2 separate regions of the Homo sapiens genome follow, and region 2 is linked to region 1. Evidence: chromatin loops called from intact Hi-C (ENCODE). Cell type or tissue: PC-3. All regions are shown on one strand. Each heading gives the region's core, and the rest is flanking DNA. Links, peaks and the distances in the headings are about the cores only. Region 1 overlaps CEP152 (centrosomal protein 152). Region 2 has its middle 71 kb from the start of FBN1-DT.

What was found. A loop is a pair of places that touch in the nucleus more often than their neighbours do. Peaks named below come from ENCODE experiments on the same cell type or tissue, not always from the same donor. Only the 100,000 strongest peaks of a DNase experiment are listed, where the experiment ranks them.
Region 2: a loop joins it to region 1, with 10 times the contacts of the local background. A loop is called at or near these places in 6 of 110 quality-filtered maps.

Annotation. Positions count from the first base shown.
Region 1 is chr15:48,796,354-48,804,698 of GRCh38, reverse strand. It overlaps CEP152 (centrosomal protein 152), which reads left to right. Exons shown (of 27, transcript NM_001194998.2): 3 at 6,648-6,751; 4 at 6,969-7,038; 5 at 7,120-7,398. Among named protein-coding and RNA genes, the nearest start is that of CEP152, 11 kb to the left of the region's middle. RefSeq lists an enhancer at 5,931-6,470. In PC-3, for the core only: a CTCF peak has its summit at 3,436 (motif pointing right); DNase peaks (open chromatin) are centred at 1,628 and 7,508; H3K4me3 peaks cover 316 bases; H3K27ac peaks cover 2,853 bases.
Region 2 is chr15:48,713,074-48,721,418 of GRCh38, reverse strand. No RefSeq gene overlaps it. Among named protein-coding and RNA genes, the nearest start is that of FBN1-DT, 71 kb to the right of the region's middle. In PC-3, for the core only: a CTCF peak has its summit at 3,763 (motif pointing left); no DNase peak of the experiment used is centred there.

The DNA.
Region 1 (8,345 bases), core at 39-8,038:
AGGAAAGGAATAAAAGGGAGAGACCATATTATTTATATGTAAAGTGTTTAGCAGAATTCTTGGCACATAGCAAATGTTCAGTAAATGGTGGCAATAGTAATAGCAGCAGTAATAGTGTTATTGGTGGAAGTCAATTTAGTTGTTTTGGTTGTTTTTAGTGTAAGTCAAATTTCTTGATTGTCTGTGATAAAAGGCTTCTTTTGTCCTGACGCTATTTTTTATATGACCCATTTTCTAACATGTAAAAAAGTCTTTTTTAATAGTTATTGTGGACCATGAGTATTAACAGGAAGCAAGGAATAGGGTCAGTTGACCATTGCTCATGTGGCTGGTGGTAGAATTAAGGCAGTGATAGAAAACTGGCAACTTGCTGGATTTGGTTCAGACAGGTATTGTTGGTTGCAGAGTGCTTTTAAAAAATTGAATCTGTATTTGAAGATGGGAAAATTTTATGCAGCACTGCAGAGTCTCTGGCTTATCTAAAAAACATCCAAAGCCCTGGCCACACCTGGCCTGTATTTGCACATGGCAGCAGGCGGGCTGGAACTGAGCAGTGGCTCTCCTTCCCCAGCTGGCCACAGTCCCCACTTCTCACACAGACATGGGCTTATGCACTCAGACCTGCCTGCTTCACTCTGGTAAATTCTCTGCCAGGGCCCTGAGGGCATTTGAGTTTATGACCCTGGTGAGGGTTTCCGGATTTTGGCAGGGCCCCTCACAACAATTGTGGCAAGGATGGGAATGAGGATTTTCTGTTACTTTGAACCTGCAGCATGAGGTATTCATGACTGGGCTTGGATAGTTGGCTGGGGTTTAGCCACTGGGATTCTTGAGAAGGTCAGTTTAAATAATCACTACTGTAAAGAAGAAAAAATATTTTGACAGGTGATTTTTCATTGAGAAATATATTAGAGAGATAGGTCTGCCAGTGTATTGTGTGGTTAAAATTTTAGAGGGGATACTAGTTAAGGAGGCAATTAATTCTAGATAATATAGAAAACAGCTATTTGGGATCACCTCTTTGATAGATTGTATGCTGGGATAGGGAATTTCAGGGGAAAAGTTGTTCTTGAAAGATCAAGTATCTAAGAATGAGTATTTCTAGCAGAGTGGAAGGATATATAGCTGAATTGACTCTAACATGATGATTATGGTTAAATTTGTAAAAAACTTCATGTTAATAAAAATATTTTTACTTTAAAAAATAATTGCTGCAAGGGAAAAAGTGAGATGAGAGGCTAGAGAGGTTCAAATTTTAGTAACAAACTTCGGAACTGTTCACAAATCTTCAGCTGTATGTATACTTTGTCACTACAAGTTAAAGTAATAAATTGGGTGGTCAAACCCAAGCTTGAATGCATATCTAGAAGGTTTTTTTTAACTGTCTCAGTCTTCCTGACCCAGCAATAGCCAAATGGTTCACAGCCTTAAGAGATTAAAGAAAAAAAGCTGTTTTATCCTGTCTACCTGGTTGGTAGCTTTGGGACTGTGGCTTTGGGATTGTGGCTAGGTTATAACTGTTAGCAGTGGGCTAATGCATATTGCTTTCTCTACTTAGTGAATCACTTTGTGTTCAAGTTGCTGATGTGGGAGGAATGCCTTTATCCCTGATGATGTGCTATAAGGCTTACCAGGCATACCACATCTGACTCATAGTCTACCCTGCTAAGGGTTTGTGAGAGCCTGTCTTGGTACATGGTTGGATAGTCCTGATTTTCACTGCCTGGGATGAAAGGCTAGTTGCTAATACAGCATGTTTTTCCAAGCTGTGTTTAATTTTGTTGTTTTGGTGCCAGTTGGGATTTTGTCCACATGGGCCCATATCCCAATGAATACACCATTCCAACCTTCATGCCATCCTAATGAGCAGCTTTACAATTATGATTTTGCTTTTTCCATTTCTATTCTCTCCATTGTTTGTATTGAAGGTCAAAGGGAGAAAGTGCCTTTAACATTCAGAAAAAGGAAAGGATTTAGTAAATACTTTATTCAATATTTAGAGGATATTTAGACCAGTGGATCTCAAGCCAGAGACCATCACAAATATACCCATATTTTGGGAAAAAAAAAAGCAAGAATTTTTTAGAAACGTCCTATAATGTATTTCTAAAGTGCTACAACTCTTAATGGTACATTAGTAAAAGTTGGCCCACTGTGAGTCAAGGCATAAAGGCATAGTAGAGAGGTACATAAACCACAGCTTCTCACAGTGTTTCAACTGAAACTCTCATCTCTTAAAAATAGTCGACAGAGCAGATTAGGGTGTAGATCAGTGAGAGTGATGACATCATAGAGATATGTATCGTCAGTTAATATCAATTAATTGTCACACATTACTTATGTTTCTCCTAACTAACTGGAGGGCATTATTTTCTGATTGTACCACTTGAGAGCTGCTGGTAATACTTGTCCTTCTTGCTAAGAAGGAGATATCATCCAAAGCAAACTTTTCTTTATAAAGCTGTCCCAGAAAATAATTCAGAAGCTCTTGTATTAACTCACTCATAATGTAACAATATGACTTTGCAAAAATGCTTTTCACCTAAGTCTCTATACTTGTGATTGCACAGTTGGATATTACAGAGATATAGTTCTTTTTTTTTTTTTTTGAGATGGAGTCTCGCTCTGTTGCCCATGCTGGAGTGCAATCACGGGATCTTGGCTGACGCTGCCTCCCGGGTTCAAGCGATTCTCCTGCCTCAGCCTCCCAAGTAGCTGGGATTAGAGGCATGCACCACCATGCCTGGCTAATTTTTTTTGTATTTTTAGTAGAGACAGGGTTTTGCCATGTTGGCCAGGCTGGTCTTGAACTCCTGACTTCAGGTGATCCAACTGCCTCGGCCTCCCAAAGTGCTGTGATTACAGGTGTGAGCCACTGCACCCAGCCCCAGATAAAGGTCTTTTTGTAATAGGCATGCTTGTTATAAGCCTCTCAGTTGTTGGTAAAGCCACAGCTTAAACAAGATTGCCATTTTGGACTCTCACAGTCAGCTGGAGTAGACATGTACTTTCTGCAGTGTCACCAGAAGTAGCTCTGTGATTGTTGTTGGTTCCAGATAGTAAAATTATCTATTTATGTGTGTATATATTCTGGAGCTGGTGATTTGGGGCAGAAATACTTGGTAATCTATGATATCAAGATAATATTTGCTGATGATGGATCATTTAGTGTTGACGGGTCATTTAGTGATGACATATTTGAAAATGATCTTGAGTAGAAAGGTAGATGGTTTAGGTAGCAGGTGGCAGATAGAAACTTGCACTTGGCAATACTGACTTGGTTTTTATAGTGGTACTTCTCTAATAGAATAATAAAGCTCCATTGAGCTCAGCATCATGTATTTTAGAGGCAAGGTTTCCATTGCATAGCCTTTCTTCCACTTTTTAACTGCCTTGTTTGATGTAATTGCGGAAGCATTTTGATATTTTGTTTCCACTAGAGGGAGTTGTAAAGCTAGTATTTGTTTACATTTAGCGTGTATCCATGAAAGCATTATTTAATAATTCATATTTGAAAATATCAGAATCTTTTTAGAAGCGTACTAAGAGGTCACCTGTTCAAAGGGAATATGACCGTTAGGTATTCCATTTGCTACCCTTTCTCTTGGGAGAAGATTATTGTATGGTTTGTAACTTGAGGCCTCTTGCCTTCATGAATATTGAGGATTATAGGCTCTGAAGATAATCTGTTTAGTTAATTTAAGTTGAAAATCCTAACAAAAGGTTTACATGTTCTCTGTTTTACATTTGCCCCTGAATGTAGGCTTTTGTATGTTCTACATGGGTTATTGCAAAGTGTTTTGTTAACAAAGTTCTTTGAGTAAAATGCTCTCTTTTTTTTTCTTTTTAAGAAAGAAACATGAAGTAGAAAAGGAGGGGAGTTTATAGAATGATTCTGAATTTATTTCAACTGAAGCCTTAGAGTGGCAAATTATCTTTCTTACAGGGAAGGTATCTGTTAAATTTTTAAACTCGGTTAATACACAGTAATATCCTGTTGAGATTGCTGCTTGCTGCCAAAAAGCAGTCTGATGAATTTTAAATTAATGAGTGGTATTAAATCTTATCACTTATAAGGATTGTTATTTCTGTTCTTGAATCTGTATTTGGAAGTTTGATAGATCTTTAATGAGGAAAATTTATAGTTTCTAAATTTCTGTATTTGGTAACATGCATATCTAGATACGGCAATTTTGTGTTTTATTGCACAAGGTTAGTGACCAAAGGGCAATTTGACAATGTATATGAGGAGGGCACACTTTGATCCTGGGAAATGGAAACACTGGAGGTGGAATTTTGTTCCTGAATGGCCTTATTTAGGAGGACTTCATTTAGCTTTTCTCTGCCCTGAAACTTACAGAAGCCAGGGAATATGACCCAGCTATGCCAAAGAACTTGATGGATAAATTTTTTGAAGATCAATTTTAAAATGTTAGCATATATGTAAAATATCTTGCAAGACTCTGAATACTATAGGGATGATTTTGCTAGTTGATGTTTATGTATGTATCCAGAAGCATTTTGATTAGCTGATTGCTTATACTCAAATTAATTTTTCTCTGTGGATGCCAATTTTGTGGTGTCACAAAGCTACAATAACTGCTGAATTATTATGTAGTTTTTTGTTTTTGTGCGGGGAAAACAATGTACTCTTCAGATGTCCCTGTCAAGGCGCCCCTGAATTTTAAGGCTATGTACTTGAACCTTACTGAAGGTTTACAAGAAAATATTCTTTCTGTTCAGGAGTCTTTACTTAATGTAAGTATAAAAGATTTGTTTTATTTTTCCTTGTGTAACATGTGGGGGTAGTCTTTTTCCTTAAAGCAGTGATGCATAATTCTAGACAACAAGTGGTGCTACTTTTAAAAGACCTCATAGATGCAACTTTTTTCTCTAGTGCATTTGTGTCTTTGTAGAATTGCTTTGCTACCTTTCATTTGAGGCATGTCTTGTACAAATATGTTGATGTGTTCTGTTTTGTTTTTCATGTTGTGTCTTTTGTATTTCTTGTTTTTTATATCTCTCAGTCAACTCTGATATGGCTAATTCTCAAAATGATTTTTCAAGTACCTTGCATGTGGAGATGAGCATTTAATGAGGGTCTTGTGTGTTAATGTTAGCGTTAAAAGATTTAAAGATGAAGATAACTTTTCATTGAAGAAAATATCTTTCTCTTGTTGCATCTTTAGATGACAAATGGATTGAGAAACCCTTTAAAAAAAACCCATCCAGTGAATATGAGAAATAAATATAGAGTGAGGAAGTATTCCCACCCACCTCCAACATACTCTGTTCCCATTCCCAAATTTTATTTCACCAAAGCTCAGTTAAGAATTTGGGGCATTCCTTTCAGACCTTCCATAAAATATATTTATTTAACTTTTACTATACATATTTTGTTTAAGAAACTTTTTTTTTTGGTAATTCTTAATATAATACTCAGATATGTTTTATGGACACATTCCATTTCTTTTGTACTAATGACAGGTAAAGTGGAAAAAAAATGCTATAGACCAGGGAGCATCTCATTTTTTTTTTCCTGAAAGGTTTTACAAAGTATTTAAAGTCTTTAAAATCCACTTGCACAATGTTATGGGGTTTGATTTATGTCCTTTGGAGGGATTTAATCAAGCTGTCAATTAAACTGGTGCTTAGTTTCTTAAAGAGAAGTAATTAGAAACAGTTTCCCTAAAAAGTATTTAGTAACATAATATTTGATCTTCTAATTGTTACATAATTTAAGAAATACATTATATTGGGATTTTTAGGGTAATATTATTATATTGGGTTTTGAAGAAAGACAATAGCAGACAGTTATTGAAATCCTAAATGTTATTGAATTATGTCTAACAGACTAGCTTATTTACTCATCTTTTTATCACATTTGAAATTTGAATGAATTAATTTTGTCTATCTAGTTTATATAATAAGCAGAATGCTAAAACTGATTTTTTTCTAGAAAATAATAGGAGAGAGAAATCAAACATTTAATGTCAGATGTAGTGTCATGCTTTTGCATGTGCTATCTATAGAAAACAGTCTTCCAACTCTTCTTTTACTCAGATGTTGTATGAGAGCAGGGTATTATGTATCTTTTCATCTTTGGAATTAGATGGCTCTCTACTAATTAGTGACTCCCACGGGTTTCTACATTATCAGAGCATTTAAGAGCTTCTAGGCCACCTGCTGCTGCTGCTGTTCTCATCACCTGGCCAGAGTGCATCTGGCTACTCACATTCCCTGTGGGATGCCTAATTGTCAATTCCCCAAGGTCTGATTACTGATAAAACAGGATTCTGAGACTTAGTCTGCCTGCCCTGTGATAACATAATGCATTGATTGTACCATTATTGTGACTTGCTGTGTTTCCATAAAAAAGTTTTTGAATTCTGCTCTATGTGTATTTAAATCTGAGATCTTCGTTAAAAAAAAAAAAAGCCTTCTGATATAAATCCTAAAATTATGCATTCCCTTTTCCCCAAGTGAAATGATGAATATAATTTGTGTGGAACTTAAGAAGTTAATTAAAGGAGGGAATTATGAACTTCTTTGACCTCTACAGTAAAAAACCACTCGTTCCAAGGCAGCTTTGGCTTGGTGTCTTGTGTTTAAGTTGGTATGATATTGATGCAGACCTTTTGACTCAGTTGCAGCAGTTACTCACAGACCTTCCCCATGACATGCTGGATGACGACCTCTCCTCTCCAGAGCTCCAGTATTCGGACTGCAGCGAGGATGGCACAGACGGACAGTAAGCACCTGAAGTCACTTTCACTTGTATATTGCAATTCTATAAGTCTTTTTCTTTTGATGAAGATTAATAATTACATGATTATAAAATTGTAAATTGATTCTTAAAATTTTGGGTGAAGATTGGAAGGAAAAAGGTTAAAATCTTGGGGTTCTTTGTGTTATCTATGTACAAATAAATGATACGCTTTAAATCGAAAGTATTCCTTTTTCTCGAGACCACATCATCCTGAGCAATTGGAGATGAGCTGGAATGAGCAAATGCTGCCCAAATCTCAAAGTGTAAATGTAAGTATCTGGTGTGATGATGACTTTGGTGAGGGTGGGACTGGATCTTCGTGCTTTTGTTTTACTCTTGTTATCTAATAGGGCTATAATGAAATTCAGAGTTTATATGCTGGAGAAAAATGTGGTAATGTCTGGGAAGAAAATAGAAGTAAAACTGAAGACCGACATCCTGTGTACCATCCTGAAGAAGGTGGAGATGAAGGTGGAAGTGGTTATAGTCCTCCAAGTAAATGTGAACAGACTGATTTATATCACCTTCCTGAAAACTTTAGGCCATATACCAATGGTCAGAAGCAGGAATTTAATAACCAAGCAACCAATGTAATTAAATTTTCAGATCCTCAATGGAACCATTTTCAGGTATTGTAAAAACTTGACTTTCAAGAACTTGTGTGTGTGCACACGCATTTGCGTGATGTTTGTGTGTGTTCAGGAAATGTATGTGAGTACAATGGTAAGATGATTTAACCACACGAAGTTCTGAGAGGGCACTTATTCAGGTTCATGGTGAATTAGTCATGGTATTTTCTGTTTACAGTCTAATACAATCATGATCTTAAGTCAGAAGTTTAAAATAGAGGCTCTTTGGACATAGTTGATTAAACATTAAAAGTTAAGTCTGCCAAAGAATAACTATCCTCATTTACTGCTGCTTCTACCACTGCACTGTGCTTCAATGAGAAGCTGTGTTCAGGTCTCTTATTGTAGTTTTTAAAGCAGTAATTCTGTGTAGGTGGCAACATTTAATTTCCTCAGTTTTCTTGCTCACCACCCATAACAAATTTTAGGTTAAACATGTCAAAGCTGATATCTCTATTGTATGGTGATATAACAGTAGACAGGATGAATGTGAAGGAAAAACCAAAAAACCTTGTTTTTCCTGGGGGGGAGTTTAATGAAGTAAGACCTCAGGATATAGTTAGTTGCTTCTTAGAATTTCTCAATGACAGCAAATACCTCAACAGCTAGTCTGTGTCACGCAATGACAGGATGGATTTTTTAGGCTGTTAAGTGGTTATTTTCTCTTAATTCTATCTCCGTAGAATGTTATTATTCATCCCATAAGAGTTACTATTTATTAGATATGAGGCACCGTGGTCCATGTTCATGTTATTGGATATGTGCATTTTTATATTCCCAAGATGTTGGCATAATCTAAATCATTTGTAATAAAATATTTCTATATAGTCTTATTGGAATTCTTGGGTTTTATTTATAAAATTGCCTTCATTGTGTGCTCAAAAGTAGAATTTAGGTGTCTATAAATTATGTATTGCAGACTTTCAATTAATAGTGTTAAATAACAA
Region 2 (8,345 bases), core at 214-8,213, 83 kb after region 1:
ATACTAGTTGTTTTCTCAAGACACGTAGTTGCTTTACCACCAAGAACCCTTTCCTCAATGGTTCCAGCTGGCAAAACTCACTGTCATTTCAATCTATTGCTTTGTAATCACACAAACCTTCTCCGTGGGTTTTTCAAAATTAAACTAAGTTGATCTGCTCTGATTTCCCTTTGCTGCCACGATTCTAGAGACCATAGATAATTGTTTAAGCCCAAATCCATAAGGCGAGTTTCTGTTGGAGAAAAACCAGGGAAAGAGTCCTTCCGTGATGTATCTTGTATATGCTGGCTCCTCTGGGGTGGGTGCAACTTTGCTTGCTTAATCAGGATGCACACCCTAAGCAGAGATGCCTGGTTTTGATTTAAATGGGTACAAAATGTGTTCCCTTTGTTCTGGAGCTCTCACTAAAGCTAGTACAGAAACCTCGGCTCTATATGTTATTGGGGTTTCTCATTTTCCCACAAAGCACATGGGATGGGTGGTCATGGCAATGGTGAGCAGGATCATTGCGGCGCATTAAGTTAACTGGCACAAATCATTTGTTTGCTGAGGAGGAACAGAATCATATGTGGCAATACCTTCCCAGGGAGTGTTGCCTCACTGTTGTCACAGACTGAGCTTTGGAGAGATGTAGGAAAGGATAGCAGTGGCTGACTCCTCTATGTGTTTTACTTACATATAGGTGCAGCACAGAGAATAATCAATATCTATGGTGACAATTCATAAGCAAGTCCACATTTAAAACATTAATATATAAAAAGCCCCTTTCCCAGCTCTGGTCCCAGTTGCCTAATTCTCCACCCTTGAAGCAGAGTTTGTTACTCAAAACCTATTTACATGAGTATAAATGAATAAATATCCCATATTTTATATGAGTGGTAGCATAGTATACCTACTGTTCTGTACCTCGCTTATATCAAAAATTTTAAAGCAAGCATATGAATAACATTGTTATGCTTTTTAGTACTAAAAATTGAAGACCTGAAAATAGTGAAAACTGGAACAAAAAAAGATTAGCCACTTACACATATGGGGTGGTACTCCACAGATTATTTATAACTGAAGTGTGAGGCATCCTACTAGTGGAAACAGCCTTCCCTTTCCCAAGGAGGGGATGATGACAAAGGAGGACAAAGCTAAACACAGGTGTACCCTGCTAGTCTCCCTCTCCTTCCTACGACCTCACTCCTTCCCTTCCTCCAGATCTTCTCTCTGTACCTTTCCTAAACCACCCGTCCTGCTTCCCCACCAATCTTGTTCCTCTTCTCCTCCTTCCTTCTGTCAATCGATCCTTCAGTTCTTTGCATCTACCTTTTTCACCTCCATCCCTTCTACCAGGTCATTCTTCTGGATTCCCTGACTGTGGCCCTTCCTTGCCTTCCAGGTCCTCTTTAATGGGAGTGGAGGAGCTGCCTGTGTCATTGGGGGTCAGAGAAGGACACGGGTCACAGAAAAACTGAGTCTGGAAAGGATGACACTGAGCTAGTGGGGGTGTGTAGGGGGCACAGGGACTGGAATGAGAACTGTTCCACTGCCTTCCCTGCCTGCCCACGTGTAAGAAGTAGTGTTATCAGTCAGGGTTCAAACAGAGAAGCAGAACCAATAGGAGATAAAGATGACTAATATGGATAGATAGATACTAAGGAAGTTACGTATACAATTGTGGGGGCTGGGTAAGTGAGTCCAAAGTCTACAGAATAGGCAGTCAAGAAGGGAAGAGCACAAGCAAGCTGGGACCCCACGTGCACAGGTCAAAGCTACTGTTCACAGGCAGGGTCTCTGTTTCGTGTAGGGCCTTCCAACCAGTTAAGTCAGGCCCACACAGGATAATTTCCCTAATTAAGGATCACCTGATTAGGAACTTATTTATACCCACAAGTTCCTTCATCGCAGCACCTACATTCGTGTTCGATTGCATAACTGGCAGAAGCATGTGAATGCAACAAAATGGCTGCTATTTCCCTTCCATCCCCCAACTCTTGCAAGAGAATATCTCCTGTAGCCCAACCTGGGCAGAACCTATTAGCAAGGGAATTCTGGGGAATATGGTTTAACCCAAACAAGTTGAGCCACTACAAAATAATCAGAAACAGTTACCGTAATAGGCAGCTGCTGGGCAAATGCCCCAGTCCTTGCCAGGCCAGACTCATCCTAGAGGAACCTGCAGCTATGGGCCACTACACTGCTGCTTCTGTGGTGTTCCTTTATTGATTGCCCTTAAAGAATGGCATAGTAGAAATAGAACATTCCAATATGCCCTCCATCCTTCCCCAGAGCTCCCCAGACCTTCAAAGTAGCACTTCAAGGAGCACTTGCTGAAGGGGAAGATACTTCTGCTAATAATAATAATAATAATAAGCCTTTTCTCACATGTTAGAATTGGAACTGTAAGTCTAAGTGGAGATGTTACAGGAATAATTTTGCATCTGCTTGTCAACTGTTTGCTCCTCCAGACCCTCCCTTCATCTTCTCCACCCTGCTCTAGACTTTGGGGCTCTGACAGGTTTGAGCTGCATCAACAGTGCTTACTCATCCTCTTTCCAGCTCCCAGTTGGGTTTGGTCACCGAGTAGCGCTGGCAGGAGATAGGAAGGAAGAAGAAAGTGAAGTCCAGCTGTTTAATTCCCTGGCTTTAACCCTGCAGATTACTTTGGGCTGCCCAAGTCCCTAAACTAAAGGGACTTCTTGCTTCAAGGCAGCCTCTGTCCACCAGCACTTCTCAAGCTATACATAGTGAAGGAACAAGTTTTGTTCTTTTGTTTTCATCACCATTTCCTTATGGACTTACAGTTGAAATCAACTAATTTATCTAGGATTTAAACTCTTGTCAGCTGACTCTAAAGTTAGTGATATCCATTCTTTATCATTCTGTAACTACTAGGAAAGTAAGAAATGTAGACACCCTCTAGAAATACAAATTAAAGAATGTGTGTGCCTGGATCGTCCTGATGCCTAGCCTTCTAAGCTGATTCTCCAGTGGAGCCTCAGTAGGGGCCACCTTCCTTCTCCTGCCCGTGTCCCCTCTTCTCTTTCCCTGAAAATGTCTCTCCCCGAGAACAAGAACCAGGGCCCAGATCTTCTTGGAAAACTTTGAAGAGGTGATGAATTTACTATGTTAAAATTATATTTCTTTAAAGTGGAAGTAGTAAACCAATGGGCCAGGGTCTTTAATAATCTTAATGTGAGGGGACCCCCACCTAAGGACTCCTTCCTTCAGCTTTTGGAAATCAGCTTTTGGAGTGCAAAGAACTTGGAACAAAGAACTTGGAAATCAGCTTTTGGGGTGCAAAGAACTTGGAACAAAGACAATGTTCTGCAGTCTCTTTAAATATTGAACTACTCAAGGATCAGGAACACTGCAGTTGCTTTTGCCTTTCAGTGAGAATTAGTGCTCAGAAGGAAACTTCTCTTCTGAATTAAGGTTTAGGGAATCTTTTTGGTCACCATAACTTAGTTATAAATAAAAAGAAAACTAGAAATGGAATGGGCATGTGTATTGTTTTAAGGAACTGCTCTTGTTCCATTAGTGAGTGGCTTTAAAGAGTACAAAGACTCCCTAGCCTTAGGCGTGGGGCTTTATTCCACAGAGCAGAAGACTTTGACATGGAATCAGTGATTCCCTCACATCTTTGGGTTTTAAAGCAATTAAGTGAGATTGATCAGAAACAATAGACATAAGGTAACAGTTGCAAGTATAATTTATACAGGATACCCAACTTGAGTTGTTGTATGTTCTCACTTAATGTTTTACTCCCCTCTAGTGGATTTTTATATAGCACATGATACCCTGAGTGTGGTATGGGATAGCAGATGTTAGAGGAAAAAAATGATTTTGCAATATGTTTAAAGCATGTTGATGTTTTGTAGAATTTCTATACAAGTTTATATAATTTCGGAGATTAAAAAAAAGGTTGGCCGGGTGCGGTGGCTCACCCCTGTAATCCCAGCACTTTGGGAGGCCAAGGCGGGCGGATCACAAGGTCAGGAGTTCGAGACCAGCCTGGCCAATATGGTGAAACCCCATCTCTATTAAAAATACAAAAATTAGCTGGGCATGGTGGCGTGCACCTGTAGTCCCAGCTACTCAGGAGGCTGAGGCAGGAGAATAGCTTGAACCCAGGAGGCGGAGGTTGCAGTGAGTCAACATCGTACCACTGCACTCCAGCCTGGGCGACAGAGCAAGATTCCATCTCAAAAAAAAAAAAAAAAAATGGTTAAAGACCTGTTAGTTCACTTTCCCCATTTTGCAGGTGAAGAAGCTAAGTCTCAGAAAGATAACTCACCCAAGAGGACACAAGGATAAACCTGATACCCATGGCAGTAGAAAGCCTACACTTACCCACTCAGATGCTCATCAATGGAGGAGAGACTTATGCCTGGAGGAACTTGGAAATCAAACTCAGTAAGTGTATTATGTGTTGTTGATACTCTAGGAGGGGAGGGGTTTACATCAGGAAGGGAAGGGTAAGTGTTAACAGGGACATGTAGAGATGAAAGTATTGACAATATAAACTCTGGGTTGCTTTCCTTCTTGCTACTGCCAATTGGTGCAGCACCTGCTTAGAGGTGTCCTTTGGCTTGGAGACCTCCTTAGTCTATATAGTCTGAATTCTTGCTGTGTAATTTTTAGTTCTGTTTCATTCTCCTTAAATTTTCACAACCATTCTCCAAAGAATTTCTACTTACCTCCACTCTCCTAAATAAAAGTTTTACTCTTTTGTATGAAAAATTTTCATCAGCATTCCTAAAGTTGATGGTTCACTTTAGGAATGCCTGATTAAGCTTCTGCTAGACTGGTCCTCCCACAGAAAACAATTATAACCTCTGGGCAAAATAAAAAACAAACAAAAATCTACCTGGAGGCAATGAAGCCTGAACAAAATGAAATTTATTCTGGAGGGAGGTTGGCATTTGGGAGAAGGGAATGGTAAAGGGTAGATTTCCTGTGTTTTAACAGCTCTTCGCCTGAAGGCAGACCACAGTTGGCAACATGTGGTAGCTGAAATGCCCATAGAAAATTGGGAGTCTTTCTGGTCTAAGGAATCAGAGCACAGAGTTCAAGGCAATTGTAGCTACTGGAAAGTGAAGGGGGAATCCTAGCAATCATAAAACCAGGAAAGGGAAACTAAAAATTGCTCAAATCTTTGTTGATCTGTGACTTCTTCATGGATGGACCAGATTCCAAGTAGCTTCCTTAAGAATAAAATAACTGGACTGAGATTTGGGTTATTGCCCAAGAGAGAAGAGTTTACAGTTTTGGTCTAACTAAGTCACTTGCCTGCTAAAACAAAACAAAATAAAAAGTAATACTCTTTGGAGGAATATAACCAAATCCAGAGTCTTCTCACATAATTTTCACAGTGTCTAGGATATAATCCAAAATTACTCAACATAATAGAAACAACAAAAAATGTGATCTATTCTCAAGAAAAATAATAGTCAACACAGACCAAACCTGAGATGATCCAAATGTTGAAAGTAACAGGCAAGAATTTTGAAGTAGCTGTTGTACACATGCACAGTGATGTAAAAGGAAATATGCTTACAATGAATGAAAAGATAGGAAATTTCAGCAAAGAAATAAACCATTAAAAGAACCAAATAGGGATTCTTGAACTAAAAATTAAATTATCTGAAATAGAACATTCACCATGGGCTTAATGGCAGAAGGAGATGACAGAGGAAAGAGCCACTGAACTTGAAAGTAGAATCAATAGAATTATCTAATAGGCAATAGAGTGGTCAAAGAAACTTAACAAAGAAAGCAAGCAAGCATCAAGGATTTGTGGTACAAAGCCAAAAGGTTTAACATATGTATAATAAGAGGCCCAGAGGAGAGGAGAAAAAGAAAATTAAACAAAAGAAACATTTTAAGCATTAATGGACAAAATTTCTCCCTTTTTTTTTTGTTTTTGTTTTTTTGTTTTTTGCTTTTTGTTTTTTTGAGACAGACTCTCGCTCTGTCGCCCAGGCTGGAGTGCAGTGGCATGATCTCGGCCCACTGCAACTTCTGCCTCCCAGGTTCACACCATTCTCCTGCCTTAGCTTCCAGAGTAGCTGGGACTACAGGTGCCTGCCACCACACCTGGCTAATTTTTTGTATTTTTAATAGAGACGGGGTTTCACCATGTTAGCCAGGATGGTCTTGATCTCCTGACCTCGTGATCCACCCGCCTTGGCCTCCCAAAGTGCTGGGATTACAGGCGTGAGCCACCGTGCCCAGACCCCAATTTTTATATGAATTATAAATTTACAGTTTAAAAAAGCTCAGCAAACTCCAAGTCATAGCATAACCAAAGTGCTGAAAACCAAAGACAATGAGAAATTTCTGAAAGCAGGCAAAAAAAAAAAAACAACAAACTATATATAAGGGAACAATTATTTGATGACCACTGAAGTCTCATGAGAAATGAAGAGACCAGAAAACAATTAACCAACATCTTTAAAAAGCTACAGGAAAAAAAAAAAAAAAAAGGGAAAGGAAGAGAAGAGGAGAGGGGAAGGGAAGGAAAGGTGAGCATCAGAACTGGTAACTAGAAAATATTTTTTATCTGTTTCTTTAAAATATATATATAACAATTTTAAGCAAAAATTATAACATTGTCTCATGTTTATAATGTATATAAATTTAATGCATATGACAATTATAGCATAAAATAAGGGATGGAGGTGGCTGATAAGTGGACTATATGATTGCAAGTGCTCTACAATTTACATGAAGTGATATAGTAATATATCTTGATAGCAGTTTGGATTACACAGATGTTTGCAATCGTCAAAACTCAACAAATGTACACTTCAGGTTTGTACATTTTACTCAGGTTTTACCTTTTACTTCAGGTTTGTAAGTTTTACCTCAAAAGAAAAGTACTGCAGACAATGTTGAACTCTAAATATTAACAATACAGAAAATATTGAACTCTAAAATGCATGCTGAAACATTTAGAGGGAAGAGTATGGATGTCTGCTATTTATTTGGAAATACTAAAAAAAAAAGAGGGATTGATGTGGATAGAGGGATGGGTAGACAGGGGATAAAGCAAGTATAGTAAAATATTATTCATATATTCTAGGTGGTAGGCATACAATGGTTCACTGACAAATTATTTTAACTTTGCCATATGTTAGAAAATGTCTATAATAAGGCTGGGCATGGTGGCTCATGCCTGTAATCTCAGCACTTTGGGAGGCTGAGGCCAGAGGATTGCTTGAGCCCAGGAGTTCAAGACCAACCTGGGCAAAGTGGAGAAACCATGTCGCTACCAAAAATACAAAAATTAGTCACGTGCAATGGTGCATGCCTGTGATCCCAGCTACTTGGGAGGCAGAAGTGGGAGGATCGCTTGAGCCTGGGAGGCAGAGGTTGCAGTGCGCTGAGATTGCACCACTGCACTCCAGCCTGGGTGACAGAATGAGAACTTGTCTTAAAAAAAAAAAAAAGAAAAAAGTCTATAATAAAATGCCAGCAATATGAGGTTAAAACTTAAAACTGCATTTATAAAGATTTATAGTAATCTTCTCCTTTGTTTTTTTCCAATGTAACATTGATATTTATTACTGGCTCTAGGAAGACTTTAACATGGCATTAGGACACATTTTTCAAACCCAACTGTAAAAATAAACAGGTTTTAGAAATGTTTTTAATACAGAAGTTACTAAAAAGAAGAAACTCCCAAAATTTTATCACCCAGCAGCAGCACTTTTAATATTTTGGTGAATTAGTTTTCAGTATTTTAAAACATGAATATATAATCTCTTTCATCTTGGTGATTTTATTATGACATTAAATATTTTTATAAAATATAATTTTTTGTTTTGTTTTGTTTGAGACAGGGTCTCACTCTGTCACTCAGGCTGGAGTACAGTGGTGTGATCTCACCTCACTGGAGCCTCCCCCTTTTTAATGGCTTAATTGTATACAGACATTATATTATTTGACCTGAATGAAAAGATAGAAATAAATAAACCTCTTATTTGACATATAAATTGTTTTCAGCCTTTCACATAAATGTTTACATAAAAAGAGGTCATAGAACAAGAATTAAAAATTAGAAGGGGATCAGACTTCTCACTTGCAACAAATAAAATTAGAAAACAGTGGAACAGTGCTTTTACACTTCTGATGGAAAAAGACCTTCAATTCATAATCCAGTACTCAGCCTGCCAATTTAATAATAATGCAATGCCTTTAAAAATTTACTATTTCCAGGTACAATAGCTCACACCTGTAATCCCAGCACTTTGGGAGGCTAACGTGGGCAAATCACTTGAGCCCAGGAGTTCCCGACCAACCTGGGCAACATGGTGAAACCCCATTTCTACAAAAAAAATACAAAAATTAGGTGG